Regions from separate parts of the Homo sapiens genome. Here region 2 is linked to region 1. A link is a loop called in an ENCODE intact Hi-C map of the cell type or tissue named here. Cell type or tissue: ascending aorta. All regions are shown on one strand.

Region 1 (8,000 bases):
GCTTAGTATGTTTTTTGGTGTTTTTTGAGACAGGGTCTTGCTCCGGTTGCCCAGGCTGGAATGCAGTGGTGTGATCACGGCTCACTGCAGCCTCGACTTCCTGGGCTCAGGTGATCCTCCCATCTCACACTCCTGAGTAGCTGGAATCATAGGTGCATGCCACCATGCCTGGCTAATTTTTATACTTTTAGTAGAGTAGGGGTTTGAGAAGGGGTTTTGCCATGTTGCCCAGACTGGTCTTGAACTTCTGAGCTCAAGCAATCCATTCACCTTGGTCTCCCAAAGTGTTGGGATTACAGGTGTGAGCCACTGTGCTCGGTCGGCTTAGTGTGTTTTTTGTTTACACATTCTAAGTTTTCAGTGCTGTTGTGTTTGGAATAATGAGGAATACTCAATTCACATGAAAGCAACAGTTCATCTTGGTGATTGTGTTTAGGACTATGAGAGCCGATTCTGCCGGCATCCTCCCTAGAGCTCTCCATCCCCCGATGTGGATCTCCGGATTATCGGGTAGACACTGTCGTCATCCCCATGTTACAGACACAAAGCCTGGGTGGCTGAGGCCGGCACAGCTGCTGAGTGAGAGTCCAGTTCTGGACCCCGAAGACAGGTTGCCCTTCATCCTTCCAAGACGTGGCCTCTCTCCTCAGGATGTGTGTCCCACATTCAGAGTCCCTGATGGCTCCACGTCCCATAATTAACCTCTCAACAGGGAAGATGTCCACCTGGAAGTTACACAGAGCTTCGAAATTTCCTGGAACTTGTGTTTCGAGTGGGGGAAAAGCCACTACAATGCTGCCATACTCAACAAGACCAATACAAGTCTCAGCAGACATCACAACCTGGCGCCAGATTCCAACAAACTCTGCACAGTAATGACAAAAAAGCACAGTTTCAAAAAAAATCAACAAAGAAACCCAGCTCTCTCTGTGAAACCTTCCATTTACTTGGCCACTTTCCCACGGACATTCAATTAAAAACAACTGTGGGAAAAGCGAATCTAGCCATTAGACACTGCAGAAGCTGGCTGGGCAATAAAATCTGCCTCTCTCCTAACAGCCCAGAGAAGCCTTTTAGCATTTACATTCAACAGAAGCCAAAAGCCAGGAGCCCCAAGAGGGGGCCCACATCATCGTTCCAATCCAATCCGAGTTCAATAAATGTCTCTGATAGGACACCAAAACACAGGCAGCAAAAGAAAAAAATAGCCAAACAGGATACCAGCAAAATAAAAATCTTCTGAGCTTCAAAAGACACCATCCAGAAAGGCAACCTACAGAATGGAAAAGAATATTTGCAAACCATATATCTGATCAAGGAGCTGTATCTAGAATATAAAGGGCCAGACAACTCAAACAATAAAAAGGCAAATAATCTAATTTTAAAATGAGCAAAGGATTTAAACAGACATTTCTCCAAAGATGCACAATGGCCCATGAGCATGTGAAAAGATGACTGTCATCACTAGTTGTTAACCTCAGGAAAATGTAAATCAAAATCACAATAAGATGTCACTTTCTATCCACAAGGATGGCCAGGATCAAAAAGATACAAGACCACCCTGACTGTCAAACCCAGCATCGGAACCTCTCGCAGCCAACCATCTGCACTCACCCCCAATGCACCCCTGCGCTGCTGCTGTGGGTGCCCCAGGCGATGCCCTCTGACTCTGGCAGAGCAGGGCAGGCAACTGTAGGGGACAAGAGCAGCAGAGGGGCTCACCTCTGTACCTCCCTAGACCCTTAGACAGGCATCTACCCTGGCCCTCTCGTCCCAAGCTGTCCCTATATTCCTGCAACGGCTTCTTCCCTCCCTAGCGACCTGGCCAGAGAGTTGCCCACGATGAGCGGCAGAGTCAGAGACCAGACCTGCAGGTCTGAGGGCTGAGCACAGGAAGGATAAATGATACCCCACACAGGGTCTACATCCTCATTCCCGGAACCTAGAAATACACCACCTTAGATGCTCAAACGGACTTTACACATGTGATTAAGGATACTGAGATGAGGGATTATCAGATAAATTCCGGGGACAGGAATTATACAAGGTGACAAGGTGTCTTGTCACAGCAGAGCAAGGAAGCAATCAAAGACTGCAAGGGTTATGTCCAAAAGACTCAAGGGCCAACTCCACAGGGCCTCGTGGATCAAGGAGGACAAGGTGAACATCAATGAGAGTAACAGCAGCAAAGGCCTAAAAGGCATGGAGCACACTTAAACCCACAAGCTCACAATTACACACAAAAACAAACGACAAAACTCACCAGTGACCTTCAGATGATGTAAAGCAACGAGCTCATTCCTCTGAAAGATGGTAAATAAAGAAAGCCTTTCCTGTGTGAGCCGAAGAGCTGATGAGGGCACTTCCTCTCTGCAGAAGTCTTTTACCTGATTCAGGAGTGAGTGTCTTGGATTATCACTCTGCAGCCCCCAGGAAGGAAGGAATGAAGCTAGACAGCCACCTTCAGGACCCGCTCATCACCCAGCAGAACGCCCACGCCCCCATGCCACAGTCTTGCCAACTAGCCCCGGTCCGGCGCAGGCTCCAGCTGCAACCGCCAGGTCACCAGAAAGAGAGGGAGGAGGAACTTGCTCAACACGCCACATGGACACAGGCAGTGAGAGCTCTGCCGTGGCCACACAACAGGACAAGCCAAGCTCCCCAACAAATAGACTGGAGAGCAAGAGGGAGGAAACGGCTGTGTCCATCACAAGTGACAGTGGCCCATTAGAACCCACGAACCTTACTTAACACTTATTTGAACAACAGCCACATACAAAAAGAAAAGAGACTGAAAACTTTTTGAGACAATGGGGATTTTAAATGACTGATTATTTGATGGATTCACGTGTTGATGTGTTAAAGCTGTGACAATGGTATTAGGGTCGCATGTTCGGAAGACACCTGCATGACGGTAGAACTGCTTTGGAACAATACAGTGAGGCAGGCCTGGCCCTGCTCAGCCATCGCTGAAGATGGGGACAGCAGCCTAGTCCGCTCCTTATTGTCTTTTCACTTTCGTAAATGTTTGAAATTTTCCGTAATAAAAAATGAAAGATAGCCAGTGAAGGTGCTAGATTTGGACGGGGGTATCACTCTGTTCTGTTTTGCTGTTTATTATTTGTTGCAAACATAAACCTGGGCTCACAATTGTGGAAGGTTACACCCTCCCAGCTCATTCAGAGAGAAATTTCAGAGCCAGGGGACCTCATGGCCACTAAGTTTCCACGATTCCCTGGAAGAGTCACATATAAACACACTTGTGATCATTACCAAACGACAGGACAAGCCCAGTGCACCCCGGCGTCCCCTCCCAGTTTTAAGGACGAATCATGTATGGGCCCCCGCAAGAGATGGGAATGAGCCAGGGCGCCGCTGGTCTCTAAGCCACGAGCCACAGCCATGACTAACTAGGAAACTAGGACAACAGCTACCATTCAACAGCTAATTCAACAACAATACAAGTAACCTTCACGGTAAAAACGAGAACCTCATTTGCCTACCTCGAAAATAACCAAAGCAAAGCAAGCCAGTGAAGCTGGGGGGCCCTGGGAACCCTACTTTCCCAGATGGCCCTCCACGGCGGGGCTCTCTCAGCCCAGCACAGTGCAGAGCTGTCACCGTGACTCAACGGAGGGCAAGCCTCATCCCCAAAGCTGCTCCAGAAAAGAAAAGGCTCAGAAGTCCCAGGTGGATGGCCCTTCCCTAGGCCTGGCCTGGCCCCCACGCTCCTCCCAGCTGTCCTTCTGACCCTGGGCCACTCCCCCTTCTGCTGCTCCTCTTGGTTTGAAGGAGGGGAGGGGCATGGTGACATCTCTTTTTAATTAAGGCTTTCTTACAAGTAATCTTTGCAAAGAGCCCTGTCCTGGAGTGATTTTGTGTGAGAGGGAAGAACAGATCAGCGGAGGGGCTTCCAACCATAAACATTCCCAGAGCTGCGAATATGTGCCCCTGGCCACAGGATTACACGTAGGAAGCCAGCACACGCTACGCTATCATTACCATCTCACCCATCTCCCGTGGCTGACGGGGATCGGGGGAAGAAAGGGTGGGGGCCGGCCGGAAGCCCCGTGGGCCGAAGCCACCCCAGGCCCTCAGCCCAGACCACCAGGCCGCGCAGGCTGGCCTCCTGAGGCTGTCCCTGGCAAGCCGCCCCACGCTGGAGCCAGGCTGCCGGCAAAGCGCTGCTCACTGCCGCTTTCTTCACATGTGGTTTGATTGACGCAAATCAAGAGGCAAGCAAATGATTCATAACTGTCCAAGCACAGGGCTCACCCAGAAACGGCAGGAGCCCAGACTTGCTGATTCACCAAGAAACGGCTTTGTGTACCGGAGGCGCTGTTGGTCGGGACGCTATCATGTATGCACACGGAGCTCTGCAAATGTGATGGCAGTGGCGATGTCATGGCCCACGGAGTGACAGCAGACCCTAACCCCACCAACAGGCAGCAATGCAGGGCCGCCACGAGGGGGACACACATGGAAGAACAGCAGCCACCGCCCCTGCCTGCACGGTCTGTGTGTGTGCGGGTGGCACACCTGGGTTCGGTACTGCCACCCTGCGACTCCAGGTCCAGCCTCAGAGTGAGGCTGGGGGCCTCTGCAGTGCCTGGTCCCACTCCCCACCCCTCAGGCTGCCAGGCACACCCATGATGCAAGAAGGCAAGATAGAACGCCAGGACCCCTGCCTTCCAGGAGCTCACAGGGAGGGGAAGACACCCAGGGGAGCCCCAGATAGCTCCTCATGGTGCCACGTGCCACCCTGAAGGTATGGGGCGGAGAAGATGAAGCTCCTCTGTCGCCTGCCTCATTTGGGAAAGCTTCCCAGAGGAGGAGAGGCCTTAAAAGGATGGGCGGGAAGGCACCAGGCGGTGGTGGACAGGCTCCGCCCAAGCAGATGGCCAGCATGCTCTGAGCCAGCGCAGGCCAGGGACCTCTGGGGCTGGGACTGCCCTGGGGCCAGGCAAAGAACCAGTGTTCCTCCACTGCCAGGGAGGACTGCGCAGGGACCTGACTCACGGCAGACACCGACCCCCACGCCAGCAAGTTCACTCTGGTGGCAACGCAGAGAACCTGAAGATGGCAGACAAGTTAGAGCAGCTGCACCAGTCTTACAGAGGCAGGGAGAGGCCCCGAACCAGAGAGCGGGTGCGGACCCTTGGCAAGTATGCCTTGGAAGTGTTGAGGGGAGAAGGCGTCAAGTCGTGGTCCCGCCAACAGAGAGGCCTGTCTAACTGACTCAGCAGCCCCTCTGCCTCCAGCTCCCTGTGTCTGGACCCCAGGCCACAGGACGGGGGCAGGAGTGGGACAGGCACCCGGGTTCTGCATGTATGGCCTGTGCCACCTTCAAAGCAGCCCTGACGGACCTCCCAACTAGGCCAGAGATTGCTCCATTGGTCATCAGTGCTGTTCCTGAAACGGCTTCACCAGTCATGGGGACCTAAGTCCCTCTAGCTGGAGATGAGACACCGATACACCGCAGACACCATCTGCTCTCCAGACACAGGCCACTTCCTGGACATTGCCTGCTGCCTGGACACTGCCCGCTGCCTGGACACTGCCTGCTGCCGGAACACTGCCTGCTGCCTGGACACTACCCGCTGTCTGCTGCCTGGACACTGCTCGCTGCCCAGACAAAGGCCGGCTGCAGAGGCCAGCAGAGCAGCAGAGCCAGGCGAGGCAAGACGGCAGAGGGAGGCCAGGGGGAATGACAACAGGCTCCAGGGTGAAGCCACCACCAAGTGATCAGGTCTGTGTATGAGTTCATTCTTCTTGCAACACTGTCTGTCACCGTGCCACAAAATCCCCCAACCCTGACCCCCTAACACACACCCCTCTAGCCCTTGGGGAACACCATTCGAGAGTCAGCTGTGGAGCCTCCCCTGCTCTGTGCAGCCCCTTTCCACTGCCGCGCCCTCCTGGGCCTGCATTTGCCCCTGCTGGTGGCACCTGGGACTCTGCACGGCACTAATATTTTGCAATTCTCTTAACCATTCTTGAAAGCAGGGACGGGGTCCTGCTCACCTTGGTGTACCCAGCACCTGGTATAGTGGGGTCCCGAGGTTAGCAGAAGGATCAGTAAAAGAAGAAAACATGTATTTGGAGGACAACCATGCTCCCAGAGCCGAGCCCGGTGAGCTCAGCTTCTGAAGCTCCCCAGAAATAGCAGATGCCCTCTTGTTCCCGGTCTGTCCAGTAAGGCCTTTCCAAAGGCACAAGGGTGAGAGGTGGGGAGAGGAGGAGCACCAAGCTCATTACCAGAAGGGAAGCTGGGGAAACGACAGGGAAGCCCAGAAGTGCAGACCCAGGTGGACAGGCCCTGGGCCACCACCCTGGGAGTACGGGCCGGTCAGCAGGAAGGAACATGTTTATGGTCTCTGCGCTGTTGGTGCCAGTCACGCCATGGTGGCCCATCGCTGATCATCACACGTTCTGTACTCCGGAGCAGGAACCAGGGTCTCAGGGCACTTCCACAAGCTCACCGGACATGTGCCCACTCTCACCGCACGCATCCCCGGAACCAGTGAGGCCAGTTCTAGCTGCCTAAAAGGGCCACACAGCCGCCCAGCCTGGTGTAGCCACAAGGACCCTGGCTTGATAATGTCTGCTTTGGAAAGACACTTCCAGAACGCCCAACAGCGCTTAGCAAACTCACACAGAAAACACCTGCGTTCCACAGCAACTCCACCCGGGCCGGGACCCAGGCCTGAAGCAGTTCCTACTACTCAGGTTCTCAGATCTGCCGGAAACAAATAACTGAGAATACTCTCCGCTCAGCAGGCCCCAGTCATACGCCCCAGTCACACACCCCAGCCACACACTCCAGCCACACACGCCAGCCACACACTCGGCTCCCCGTCTCTCCTGAGCAGGCCAGCCACACACCCCAGCCACACACCCCAGCCACACACCCTAGCAACACACTCCAGCCACACGCTCCAGCTACACACTCCAGCCGCACACTCGGCTCCCCGCTGGTGGAGGCCACCTGGAGGCTCAGGGTGTCTTGAGAAATGAACAGGTGCTCACCATTGGCTGGAAAGGGTTGAGTTTTCAAATTATCCCACCATTAGAGAAAAAAAGAAAAAAAAAAAAACAGACTGGTAACAAAGCATCAAGCCAAGTGGGGGTGACTTCACCCTGAGGACCCTCCAGTGGCAGTCTTCCAAGAAGAGGTGCCCACCAACCAGTATTTTCTACAAGGCCACAGAAAGCATTTGTTTAAAAAAAAAATTGACAATCTAATTGGTAAAGAAAAGGATAATTTTTAAAATGTAAAAACATATTTTGGGCCAGGACAAGGGCTCACGCCTATAATCTCAGCATTCTGGGAGGCTGAGGCAGGCAGATTGCTTGAGCCCAGGAGTTCGAGACCAGCTTGGCCAACATGGCAAGACACCATCTCTACTAAAAGACAAAAATTAGCCGGGCATGGTGATGAGCAGCTGTAGTCCCAGCTACTCAGAAGGCCGCAGCAGGATCGCCTGAGCCCAGGAGACAGAGGCTGCAGTGAGGCGAGATCATGCCACTGTACTCCAGCCTGGGTGACAGAGGGAGACTGTCTCAATAAAAACAAAAAACATGTTTTGTACCACATGTCAGTCAAAATAAGTGGCCGAAGGCTGTGGTTTGCTTTAATTCACCTTCTAAGGTGGCTCTGGACCTTCCTTCAGGAAACGGCTTTCCTGCCCATCAGTGTGGCTCTCTTCCTCTTTAAACATGAGGACCATTGGGGCCGGGGCCGGGAAGACCACACTCCTGAAGCCAGGTGCAGTAGTGTGGACATGTAGTCCCAGCTACTCAGGAGGGCGCCTGGAGCCCAAGAGCTCGAGGCCAGCCTGGGCAATAGTGTCAGACCCTATCTCTTCCAAACAAACAAATAAAAAGACTATGCTGCCGGCAGGACTGAAAAACCAGAAAGAAAGAAAAGTGGGGCTGGTGTGGGGCCACACCCTGCCCCAGGCGGGGAAAGTGGTTGGAGGTAATGGGGCAGCAGGGCC
Region 2 (8,000 bases), 52 kb before region 1:
ATCATCATTCTCAGTAAACTATCACAAGGACAAAAAACCAAACACAGCATGTTCTCACTCATAGGTAGGAATTGAACATTGAGAACACGTGGACACAGGAAGGGGAACATCACACACCGGGGACTGTTGTGGGGTGGGGGGAGGAGGGAGGGATAGCATTAAGAGATATACCTAATGTAAATGACGAGTTAATGGGTGCAGCACACCAGCATGGCACATGTATACATATGTAACTAACCTGCACATTGTGCACATGTACCCTAAAACTTAAAGTATAATAATAATAAAATAAAATAAAATAAAATAAATAAAATAAAAACAAATCCAGTGTAAGGCTCAGATTAGACGGGTAAAAAGCCCCAAAAGGCAAATAGAAACAAATTGAAATGTGCAATCGAGATATCGGTATCACAAAGATTGAATCCAACACTAAATATCAAACATATTTGACCATTTCCTAAGTATAAAGCATGCAATCTACAAAGATGACGGAACTGTCTGAGGCACACACTGTGGGTACCTTCGAGTAAAAACACAGAACACACAGAATGAAGACACACATGGTCAGCACTAGATATGAACTTGCTCTTGTACACTCACGGCAGAGCAAACACACAGGAGGTGTGCATACAGAGGATGGGAATAGTACAATTCTTACTTCAGCCAACAGATAGGCCTCGAACCTCTTATCATTAAGCCATGTATGCCTTTTGCTGCAAGCCTCCATGAAACATTTACAAAAACCAATGCCACATAAAGAACACAGTTTCCAAATACACACAGTGTAGACTAAACACTGGAACACACTGCAACAGAACCAGAAATAAAACCAGGAGAAACAAAAATCCAACCATGGGAAAAATGAGTCTCTTTCTCTTAAACGCTTCAAATTCTAGTGAAAGTGGTAAAAATTTATAAAGTAATGAACACATCACATATCGAAAATTGTAGGAATTGCCTAAAATTGAGCTCAGAGAACAATGAATAGCTGCCTACATGTAAGTAACTACAAAAGGAACCCAAACAAATAAAAACATTAGACTCAAAAAGTTAGAAAAATAACTAGAAAATTAAAGCATACACTGTGCACTGAAAAAGAGGAAGAAGATAATAAAGATGAAAGAAATCTGACAGATTGCGGATCTAGGCAGAAGCGATAAAGCCTATGGTGGGGACAGTTTGTGCTTGGTAGGGGAAGACAGTGACCTCGGAGAAGATGGTGCCAGAAGACTCTTAGGAACTGGTCAGCGGCCTTTCATCATGAAAATCTTCAACGACACACAGAGTTAGCGAGAGGAATATAATAAACACCCACGTATCCGGCTACCACAATGATCAACCTTAGTCATTCAGCTTCATCTACGAACATCCATCTTTTTTTCTTTATTTCTAATCCCATGGAATGACACATCTCAACTTTAAATGGATAACAGATGGGAAACGAGCCATATATTTTATTAAAGGTTTCTCACACTAATATTGTGAATTTAAAAGATAATTATAGATTCACAGGAAGTTGCCAAGAAAGTCCAGAGAGGTTGCAGGTACCCTTCCGCCAGGTTTCCCCCACTGGTTCCACCTTCTGTAGCCAAAAAAAGCCAGGGACCGACCTTGGTACCGTGTTGTCATCATGACCAAGGCGAGGTACTCCCTCACCACGAAGACCTCCCTCCCACCAGCCCTTGGACTCAGCTCATTCTGCGGGCGGTGGCGTGTGACCCGCTGAGTGAGGCACAGAGGCCTCACCGCCCTGTCTCTCTTTACCTTCCCCGTTTACAGGCGCCTTAAATGATTCCTCTACATGAAGGAGAACCCTGTCAGATGGTATTAGTGTTCTTGCGAATACCATTTAGAAGAATAAAAGAGAAGCGAAGGGGATGGAGCGGACATCGGCCCGTTCTCTGACATAAACCGCTGAGGAAAGCCAAGGTCTGTGCACAGGAGCGGGGGACACCATGGTGCCACCTGACACCACATCAGGGGAGGAGATGGGAGCATTCTGGGAAACCCTCTGGAAAAAAAAATCACAGCTCCAACCAACAAAGCTAAGAGCATCTGGTTACCCCACAGGGACTACTGAATTGCAAAGCAAAACAAAAAAGACAGGAGTGTGGCAGGAGCTTCGGAGACCCTGTGCCCCTCCCCAGGGGTTAAGAGTGGCCAGCTGGGAAGGACGGCCCATGCCCATCTCTGTGTCCTCAGCACTCACCGCAAGGCCTGGACTCAACTGTGTCACCTCGAGTTGCGCCTCAAAGTGCGCTGAGAGTGGGACACACACACACACACACACACACACACACACACACACACACAGCCTTCAACTGAAGAACAGCTACTTCCACATCTGTCCACATTCTTAAGGGTCCCCTAAATGTATGACAAACTCAAAAATCTCATTTTTCAGCCAGTCATCGTGGACGAGAGCCATTTTTATAATGCACACACAACTTGAAGTGATTCTTTTCTGGTGAATATTTCTTTCAAAAGGTCCTATTAAATGACAAGCCGAAACTATTGAAGCTATCACGAACTTTGAGGAAATAAAACTTTCCTTAACAGGTCACTTAAAAGGCTTTTTTTCTTCTGAGTAATAAGCTGTATCAACAACGCAGCAAGCTTTACTCAAAAACGTATTCCAAATTTGATTCGAACAGAAAATAAAGTCCTTCCTTGCCAGCATTAAATCCAAATGCGGCTGTAAACTTGCTGCCATAAGGGGCTCCAAAGACCCTTCCCACCCAAGGGATGACACCCTGTGCCAGCGCAAGGCCAGAAACAGATCAGAAACGCCTCCCTTCGCTTCCCTGGCTTTTACGGCAGCCCGTGATGTTATTCTCGTGGAATTCCGTGTGCAGAGTCCCTGGGTGCTGGCCGTACCAGCCAGGGCTGTATCTGGAGGGAGCAAGACCATCTGTGTGCTTCTGTTCCACAATTTAATGAAAACGCAAGTGTTAGATTTTTTCCCTGCTCCCTATTTCAGAACTATCCTTAAAGCTCTTTAGAAAATCCTTTTAATGTTTCTAATTTGTTCTATATCCCCAGGAAGAAAAAAACATCTTTTGGAAATATTTGCAAGCTCAAATTGAGCAAGAGCTGAAAATAAAAACCTGGCATGCAGTTGGTAAGTTGGCTTTCAAGAAGTGCACAAATGTACTTCCTGGAAACTATAAATAGAACCAGGCCTTACCCCATACCAAAAAAAAAAAAAAAAAAAATGGTGAAATGTGCTTTAAGTTCTCATACAGAAGCGCAGCCATGAAAGACAAGCATGACCCCCAGAAATAACAGACAGAACCATCCGTCTGAGATGCTGCTACAATCACGTTATGGACAAAGCATTCCTGGAAAATCTTTCTAAGACTCTACAATTCCAATGCAAAAGCAATTGAATAGAAACAATAACAAAAAACTAATGTTTCAGGACTGAGCACGAATTTAAAGTATTTTTGCTTTGTGATCTCCTTTCGTCCTCACAGCCCCCTGAAGCAGGTCCCAGCGGGGACCTGGGTATCACAGACGGGAGATGCAGCCAGTAAGCATTGTCACCTGGATTCAAAACTGGCCACACCTCCTGGAACACCACCACCTCCCTGAAACCACTGCAGCCCATCTCTCCAGCCTGCTCACACCAGCACAAGTTACACGTTACTCCTGAAAGCTATCCAAATACCCTAAACCCAATGGATAAAAATATATTGTCTGAAAATTAAAAATAGTTTCAGTGGTCTAGGAAGCCTACAAATCCCACTGCAGTTGCTCTTGCCTTCTCAGTTACGTAAGATCAAGTTTACATAAGAACGCATTTCAGAATTTCCTTCTTAGCAACCTCCAAACGTTTGGTTATGTGTTTCACCTAACAGCTGGGCCGAAGTAGGAACCACTATTACTTAACAGTAACAGTTGAAATATTTAAAAATAGAAACCATTGGAGAAGAAGAGAGGGCACCAAGGACGAGGCCTGAAGGAGGTAGCCCCTCTCTCTGGGGCGAGCCGGCCTCTTCCAGGCAGCAACGTACATTCCGCCGGGGCTTTCTGGAGACCGGCGTGGGCTGCAGCATCTTTCAAGGGCGCTGCGGGTCACTGGGGGTGGAATAATCCAGCAGGCAGGTGGAAATGCAGAAGGCAGGGGGCTGGTTCAGACTTCTGTCCAGAAAAATCACCTGGGCAGCTTGATAAAAAGTGACTTACGCCTCCCAGCCTCAGTTCCTGAACCAGTAACTACTGTGTGATGTCCCCAGGGGCATTAAATGCCAATGAACACACGGTACGTAGCTGAGTGACAGATGGGTGGCCTTGGTAAGGGGACCTGTGGCCATCAGTGTCCTCATCATTGCTGTAATTAGGAGCAACCACGAGTCCCACTTTGAGCAGGACCTTGCTGCTGGCTGTGGAGGCTGTGCGCTCACACTCTCTGCCCAGCAAAGATCCCGGAGCCAGTAACTCTCTTGCCAGCAGGAACACTTTACAAAGTAGGATTTGGTAGAAGATGCATGCCAGCACTAAGCAAACATTGTTTAAAAAAAAAAAAAAGGGAAAAGAAACAAAGTCTACTTTGTGGACCTTGCACGGAGGAGATCCACTGCCCGGGAGAGTTCATGTCCATGTATCTTTCTGCTATGAATGCCCAGCGCAGGCCCCTCCCACGTTCAGCGCAGGCTCGCCAACGCCTACCACTCAGTGTTCCAAACTGGGTGCCTTTGAAAGCACTGCACAGATCCATACTAATCCTCATCCCAGCGCAGGGTCTGCTCCACCCACATTCCCCATGAATTCATGCAACTCCATCAGCAGTGCTTAAAGCCAAAAATCCTGAGGTCACCCTCGACTCTTCTGTTTCCTGCACAGCCCATCTGCAGGCTAAGGAAATCCCATCTACGTCAGATATCTCTAGAATTTGTACCATTTTCTACATTCCCACTCCACCTACCCGGACTGAGCCCCATCCACTGCCTGGGTTGCTCCCAGACCCTGGTGGGTCTCCCTGCTCCTCCGATGCCTGTCCCACGTGGCCACTGCATTCTCTGTGGCATACGTCACGTGGTGTCGCTTCTCTGCTCAGAACCTCCAGGAGCCTCCATGTCACTCAAAGCCATGCCTAATTGATTAACCCGGCCTTTTATGTCTCCCGCACCGCCCACTCCCTCTTCTCCTGACCAGGTCTTCGGCCTGCAAATGTCTGCTCACCTTCTAAGGAGGCCTGCCCTCACCAGCGGGTGTAAAATCGCAGCCCCTCCACTCCCGAGCCCTGCTCTGCCTTCCCTGCTCTACTGTTTACTCATTGCCTTTACTAGTTTCCTCTCTTCCTCCCAGGGTAACATGAGTACCATGAAATAGGGGTCTCTGTGTCAATCATAAATACATGTATTCCATATGCCAAGGGCAGGGGATGGCATTAGAAGGCCCAATCAATATGAATGAGTGAATGAATGAATGAGTTGAACGCAGAAATCCACCCTCCTGAATCCCCAGTCCTTGACTGCTCACTCTCCTCCACAGCGATTCTCGCCTCTCACATGTTCTAATATTGTAGGTAATTTACAATCAATAAGCTGGAATTAATGAGCATATTTAGAATCCAGCACCCAATTACTAGAGAATTCAAAATCTTCTCACACATATATTAAAGATTCATAAAAATTGACCACAAAGCAAGTCTCAGTAAAATTCAACAGCTGGGTAATTTCTAACCATAATGGAGTAAATTAGAAATGAATAACAAAAAAGATGACTTGGAAAATTCAGACTTTCGGGAAACAAAAAACACTTCTAAATATTTCATTTTTTCAAATAAAAAAGGAACCAAAAAGCAAATTTCAAAATAACTCTCTTGAGAAACACCAAGACTTTATGAAGTGTTAATGTAATATGCTTTACAAATTAAATAATACAAATTAGAACTTATCCAAAGCAGCCCCATTTGAACCCCAAGGGAAGCACAGCACAGAACCCTGAATGCCTCCATCCGAAAGGAAGAAGGGCTAAAAATTAACAAGTGAAATGTTCAACCTAAAAGAACAAGCATATCCGAATAAATGCAGAGAAAGGAGAACAGCTATTAAAACAGGAATTAATAAAACAGAGAACACACCCACAAGAGCAGATCCACGAAGGCAGAAGTCGGTCTGCGGGAGAGTAAAGCATAGCTGGACTCCCACCACCTGCAGGGTGCCCCCACCCCAGGGGGGGATGAGAAACACCTGGATGGAGGGGTGGAGCCTGGCTGGGCTCAAGAGCAGGAGAGGGAAGCCAGGAAGGCGGGGAAGGCAGGTCGGCAGGGGAGGGCAGGCCCGCCCAGGAAGGCCCACGCAGGGCTGGGTGCTGTAGAACTGAAAGAAGTGCCAGCCCCTTCCTCAGGCGCCTGACTAAACCGCCTTCAATTTCTTCCCCTCGCCCGTGGCCACGTACTGCTACCCAAGGGACACCTCCAGTCCTCCCTCACCTGGTCAGACACCTGGCTCTGATGGCCCCTCGGAGCCCCTCATTGGAAACACAGAGGGCCTGAGTTTGGTTCTGCATCACGTGTGACAGTGTGTGCATCTTGCTGTGAGGTCCAGAAATGGAAACCTTCCTTAAAAGATGGGCAGGTTCCTCTGGTAGGGGACATGGTGTTGGTACGGCGAAAACATGACATTAGGGTCAAATGTGGCTGCTGAGAAGGAACTCCCTTTCAGCTGCACCGCGACACCCTAACACAGACAAGGGTCGGCAAAGAGCCATCTCCCTCGTCCTGGCGGCACAGGCTTCCAGATGCCACTGAGGGGCTCCGCAGGCCCTCTGGATACATTTTACAGTCCACAGCCTTAAAGCACACAAAGCTGGTAATAAAAGAAAAAAGATAAAAAGCCCTTTAACCAGAAATGATGTCATGATGCAAAAATTCATTCCTGGATAATACTTTTGGCCACCAGTGACACTCCGAATACACAAACCAAACCAAATTCTCAGTGGAAAAAAAAAATCCTTTCTTCCAACCAATCATCACTTAGAACTGTGGAATCCTCCCTGAGAGATACTCAGTGAGATTTCTCTGTATTCTGTATCAACACGGTTGAGGGGCACTGCTGGGACTGCCACATAGCTTTCTCTCTCCCTCTAAAGTAGAGAAACAACCAGTCACCAGCTCCACCCCATCCAGATTTGCTGTGGATGTGTGGACGGTTTTAGAAGCACCCAGAGGATATTTCTCAGACAGCACCCCCAATTCTCCACGACGCCCCAACCAATAACCGTCTGCTTTCTTACCACCCATGTTCCTTGCTAAGGGCAGACAGTAAGCTCTTCAGAAATCTTTGGGTCGACAGCAACAACAACAATGTAACATGTAATGGGGGGGGTGATAAATGTAGATAACCCAAACAATCTAATGTCCACCCAGGATGGAGAAACTTTCTATCTTTCTGCCTCAGGCACTGCGGACAGGGAAAGAACCAGTTGGAAAGTGAGGCCGGCAGGCTCACGGGTGGGGCTGGCAGGCAGCAGTGTCCTGGGCCGCGTGGGGAGGCACGGTCCCACCTGCCAGCCACAGGGTGGCATTTCAGAGCCACAGGGCATTTCTGGTCAAAAATAACAGAGTGAACACAATCACGTTGTCAGGATCCCTCCAAGATTCTGCTGAAACAGTGTGTGGATTGTTTAGAAAGACACACCAACACAACACACACACAGGAGATGAGAGAGCAGCCACAAAATGCTGGAAGTCAGAAAGGATCTGGGTGAATAAGGTATCAGAGACAGCAAAGCTGACCCATCAGCCAGGGTGGGCCAAGGGAGGGGCAGACCAGTCTCGGTCACACAGCCCTCCGGGGCACAGGGGCTGGTGGGACCAGGACTGGAGGTGAAGGAGAATGAAATATCTGCTCAGGGAATGCAGGGCCCCAACCACCGCTTACCCCACGTGGCTGGCAGAGCCCAGGGACTACTACCCTCTGGAGAGGGAGATGGAACAGCACTGAAAACTGCGGACCAGTGGAAGCTGGCCAGCTACACGTGAGGTGTCCTGG

Evidence for each region. Peaks named below come from ENCODE experiments on the same cell type or tissue, not always from the same donor. Only the 100,000 strongest peaks of a DNase experiment are listed, where the experiment ranks them.
Region 2: a loop joins it to region 1, with 3 times the contacts of the local background. A loop is called at or near these places in 14 of 110 quality-filtered maps.

What each region holds. Positions count from the first base shown.
Region 1 is chr2:239,271,105-239,279,104 of GRCh38, forward strand. All of the region lies in intron 2 of HDAC4 (histone deacetylase 4), which reads right to left. Among named protein-coding and RNA genes, the nearest start is that of MIR4269, 30 kb to the right of the region's middle. RefSeq lists enhancers at 1,939-2,716, 4,365-4,464 and a silencer at 4,613-4,821. In ascending aorta, no CTCF peak of the experiment used is centred here; DNase peaks (open chromatin) are centred at 2,564, 3,667, 4,237, 4,967 and 2 weaker places; H3K4me3 peaks cover 1,340 bases; H3K27ac peaks cover 2,077 bases.
Region 2 is chr2:239,219,340-239,227,339 of GRCh38, forward strand. The region is part of intron 3 of HDAC4 (histone deacetylase 4); the gene reads right to left. Among named protein-coding and RNA genes, the nearest start is that of HDAC4-AS2, 30 kb to the left of the region's middle. RefSeq lists an enhancer at 5,779-6,673. In ascending aorta, a CTCF peak has its summit at 7,515; DNase peaks (open chromatin) are centred at 2,222, 2,832, 4,692, 5,012 and 6 weaker places; H3K4me3 peaks cover 2,584 bases; H3K27ac peaks cover 7,177 bases.